Linked DNA regions of Mus musculus: region 1 is linked to region 2. Evidence: chromatin loops called from intact Hi-C (ENCODE). Cell type or tissue: gastrocnemius. All regions are shown on one strand.

The links. A loop is a pair of places that touch in the nucleus more often than their neighbours do. Peaks named below come from ENCODE experiments on the same cell type or tissue, not always from the same donor. Only the 100,000 strongest peaks of a DNase experiment are listed, where the experiment ranks them.
Region 1: a loop joins it to region 2, with 2.1 times the contacts of the local background. A loop is called at or near these places in 6 of 42 quality-filtered maps.

The regions. Positions count from the first base shown.
Region 1 is chr1:170,038,057-170,040,556 of GRCm38, forward strand. All of the region lies in intron 1 of Ddr2 (discoidin domain receptor family, member 2), which reads right to left. Among named protein-coding and RNA genes, the nearest start is that of Ddr2, 50 kb to the right of the region's middle. In gastrocnemius, a CTCF peak has its summit at 1,539 (motif pointing left); no DNase peak of the experiment used is centred here.
Region 2 is chr1:170,135,119-170,137,618 of GRCm38, forward strand. No RefSeq gene overlaps it. Among named protein-coding and RNA genes, the nearest start is that of Uap1, 39 kb to the right of the region's middle. In gastrocnemius, a CTCF peak has its summit at 1,445 (motif pointing left); a DNase peak (open chromatin) is centred at 1,446; H3K27ac peaks cover 426 bases.

The sequences.
Region 1 (2,500 bases), 97 kb before region 2:
AATGAAAATATGCCTGGTCAGAGTACTGCCTTGTATTCATTTACTCAGCAATTGTTTGGGAAATGCCATTCACGTGGTATATATACATCTTAAATGTCAGAGAAGGGCTGGGTCAGTGGCTCAGGCAGTAATGTATTCTACAGAAGCATGAGGACCTGAGTTTGATCTCCGAGAATCCATGTCACTAAGGTATACTGACACAGCTACAAATTCCAGTACTGGGGAGACAAAGACAAGAAAGGGATCCTTTAATCTCACTGTCCAGGGAATCTAGCTAAATCAGTGGGCTCAGTAAAAGACCCTGACTCAAAAACAAAAACAAAAATACCCCCCCCCAAAAAAACAAAATGAAATTAAAAATAAAAGTATGCAAAGATAAAGAGACAGCAACTGACAGGCCAAATGCTCTAAATCATTTCTTCCCCTTTCACTCTCATAATAAACAAGATGTTAGGGCATGTGAGGAGGAGCTGTAAACAATAAAGAAAACAAGATTGAAGACTGCAGAAGTAGATACGCTGTTCCAGGAAAGCCGTACAGTAAAAATCCTCTAAGCATGCCAGCGGTTCAGAGGCAGATAAGGAAAACAGTGGAGAGGCTGGGCAGCCAGAAGCCATTCACGAATAAACAAGCATTTGATAAATAAGCATTAAAATAACAAAACAACATCAATGACAGTGCCAGTGGCTCAACAGCCTTTTCAAAAACAAAAGCCAAGGCATATCCACACCTCACACAAAAATATAGAGCCCAAAATGTAAAGACAGAACAATGAAAGGACCTCAAGAAAACACAAGAATTTGCTATAAACTAAAGAAAGGCTTGCATGAAAAAGACATAAAAAGCAAACTCCATAGAAGAAAAATAGTGATAATAACATTTCCCCACAAAAATTCAAAACATCCAAGGAACAAGAAAGATATTATAAACTTAACAGATAAGCAAGGAACAAAGTTAAATATTTGAAACTGTGAAGTGAAACAACTTCTGTTGTAAAAAGCCACTAAAAATATGGGCCAAGTAAATAAAGAACATCTAACAAAGGGGACAGTATATTGCATCTGAAAGCATTCTAGCTCAGAAAAATCCAAAAACCAAACACCAGAGTAGTCGCTGAATTGGTCTCACAAGCTATCCAAGCTTGATGACGTGAGGCCTGACAATGGTGTGAAATGCATGCTCCACAGCTAAAAATGCACCATGCTGCCCACATGTTACATATCCTAGAGAGCAGGTTGCAGGTACATACAGCATATGTGTACACACAAGTGCTCTGCAGTATATTTTCTAAGTAACAAAAACTTGGGAAGATGTTTATCAACAGGAGGATGCTAAGTACTATGCTGTTCCTACTACAGAAATACTTTTTGATGGCAAAAAAAGAATGAATTCCAGAAGCTGGAGAGATGGGTCAGCGTATAATAGTATTGGCTGTTCTTACAGAAGACTCAGTTTGCCTCCTAGCCCCCACATATCAACCCACAACCAACTATAGCTCCAGTTCCAGGAGGATTGAGCGCTCTCTTCTGGTCTCTCTGGGCACTACACATATGTGGTAAAGGCAGACAAACCATTCATACACATAAAATAAATAACTCATTAAAATAAAAACAGTGAGCTACAGCTATGCGCGGTCACATAGCTTGCCACTTGTGACATGTTTTTAGGTGAACAAGAAGGCTGCAAAGTCTTTTTGGAGCATTCTATATGTTTTCATGAGCACACACATTTATATATTCACAGATGATCTGGTAACAATGACTCCCTCAGAGCAGAAGATGTTAGAGAGAGTGCAGATTTTGGCAAGAGGACTCGTGAATGACTGCAATTATGGAGACTGCCTTATTCATAGTAATTCTATTTTTTTGTGCCTGTGTGTATGTGCTGTACGTACGTACATGCTTGTGTACCTGTGTGTAGAGAACAGAGGTTGGTATTGACTGTCTTCCTGGGTCATTCTTCACTTTATTAACTGCAGCAGCAGACTGTTTTGTTGAACAGCAGCTCTCTGATGCAGCTAGTCTGGCTAGCTAGCTCGCTCCAGGAATTCCCTGTACACACTGAGACTTCAGCAGGCTACCACACCTACCTGCCTACCTGGCTTTTATGTGAGTTCTGGAGACCCAAACTCCAATCTTTACAAGTCCATTATACACTGAGCCATCTTCCTAGTTCATTGTTTGATCTTTAAGAGGGGAATGTGTTTTTGGTTAATGTCACTTATAATAACTTTTCTGAAAAAAATGAAAACATTATTCTTGGCATAAGGCTGTCAGAATCTCAAGATGCTTTCCAGGCAATCCTGCATGTTCCAGAATGGGAGGTGTTGGGGCAACATGGCCTGCATCTCCAAAAGACACTTGGACTACTCAGAGACCATATTGATTAAAACATCTTACAAGTGGGAGCACAAAAATGGTTGAGAATCACCTTGTGTCTTTCTAGTTTTGAATGTTGAGGATCTTTCAAATGTATGATATCACAGTCATCACAATCATGT
Region 2 (2,500 bases):
CCCGCCCCTAGCTGAGAAGCCATTGGCTACTGCTGGCTGCTGGCAGAGGGAGAGTGGTTTTCCTTTGTTTATATGGCCGCTGGTAAGTTGCTCCAGTGGATAGCCTCATACCTGGGTACATATGGACAATAATAATTATACTCAATGGTGTATGTATGTGTATATGTATGTGTATGTATATATATATATATATATATATGTATATGTATACACACACATACATATATACATATGTATATATATGAATGAAAAGGTCATAAAGTTGGAAATGGAACATACCAAGTGGCCACCCACAGGGAGTCAGAGGAAGTAAATAAAGGTGGTATGGTGCTGCCCAGATTCAGGGTGGATATTTTGTTTATGGTTTTGTTTGTTTGTTTGTTTGTCTTTGTTTTTTTAAACTTCTCTGGAAATGTCCTCTCTTGGTCAAGGTGTGTCTCCTAGGTAACTCCAAAATCCAATCACATTGACAATGGCGACTATCCACCACAAGTCCATATATATTAAGCCTTTTAAGCCCGAGAGCTGGCTCAGAGAAATACCCCTGCTAAGCAGAGAACAATTCCCTGGGTAGGGTTAGGACCAGGATGCCACCTATCCTAGCTTGCGGGGATGAGGCTCAGGGCTCCAAAGAGGAGGATGGTTGGAAAGATGTGTAAGACACACAGGAAAGTGGTCAGTTATTTCTGGAGAACCGGACTTTGGAAAAGTTGAACTTGGTTGAGGCAAAAAATTGGAATTTCTTATATCATGATTTAATTGTCTAGATGCAAGAAAATGATCCATTCAATTAAATGATAAGTTATAATTAACTTTTAATGAATTTACTAATTCTTTTTTTTGGGGGGGGTGTCGGTCTTCAAACCTAGGGCTATGCAGTCCAGGCACTCTACCACTGAGCTACACCACCCCCCTGCACCCTCTTTTGAAAAGGGTTTTTGTTGAAATGGAATATAGAAAAGATATATTGAAAAAGAAACCTCACCAATTTGTAGAATCCTTGCTATTGCTATTTCTGTCTGTCATAAGCTCTGTCTCGTCCTTCATCTTCACCTATCATCTCTGCCATTTAAACCACACTTAGGCTTGAATTAATCTTAGTAAGCAGTTGGCGCCTAAATCCTGACCCCAGCTCAGATCTAGCATGTAGTCTGAACTGTTACTACCTAGATGCACATCCTTAAGGGAGTGGCTTCTTTTGGAACTCAGTTACTTATATGTAAAATGAATCATTCAAACTAAGTACTCTGGTCTGCTGCAAGTGGGAAGAATAACAGAAAGACACACCTGTAGCGTCAGGGGCAAGATGGTTGGGCTAGGAAGGAAGCTCTGGGAGGATGCATAATGACATTCATTGCTGCAAAGCCAGAGCTCCTGAACCAAGGCTGAGTTGCTACTTCATCCCAGCCTTTGTTCATACTGCCCTCTGCTGCTCAGACATAACCCTTCCACAAAAGCCACAAAGAACTGTGGCCTGCCAAGACGAGGCCTCGGGGACAGCTGACTCACAGGAAGTAGTCTATAGTACAGTCAGAAGACGTGAGGAACCAAGTCTGCCAAAAATATTCTGCTTCAGGGCTTCGACTATTACCCTCATATTTTATGTCTCTTCATGGCAGCGTTTCATGTATTTCAGGCTCACTCCAAACTCACTATGAATTTAAGCTCCTTCTGCCTCCATTTGTCAGGGGCTGCAATTACAGTTGTGCACACCATCCTGGGTCTGATACCCTCAAAATCCTAACCTCGAGTTTTCTTTATACTAGGCCTCCTAACAGCTTGGCATATTAGAGCTAGGTTAAGTCCTGAGGGAAAGGACAATGGCAACTACATTGTAGAGGATTTCAGAAGGCTATGGGAGGTGGGGGGAGTCCCTATCCACAGATGTGTCCAATCTTTTTGTGACATGATGTTGTCACCTAAGTTCATACTTAAGAACTAAACAGTCAAGTAACGATCCCTCTCCCGATAGCTTTTGACCAATAATGCTGATTGTAATAGTACTCTGAGCATCTCCACTTGAATATGCTTATCTGTGAGAATGGGTTCTCAAGTGTCTTCTCTTCTAGGGTTTGACTTTCCATCTCCTATATGTGAGTTATCAAGATTTCTATTGCATTTCCCAATTGCTCAATGAATAGGGTTGGATGGGATCTTGTGCTCTCAGGCCCTCTTCTACTATGACATTCTGACTTGTGCCAGATTCAGGCTGCCAAATGCTCGCCTCTTCAGGATGTCTTTTATGAGCAGATAAACATGTTCAAAGAATGTAGGAATCTTTCCCTTGAAACAATTAGATTTGCCTAAATATAGTCCTGTTCTCTCAAATGTTAAGTATTCCCAGAAGTGCCCTGCTGCCACACATACTCACACATACATACTCACACACATATGCACACACATACACACATGCACACTCACATACACACACACCTACCTTCCAGATAACAAGAAAATGTCACCCAGGCCCAGGAACAATTGATTGGTCTTCGGCTGATGT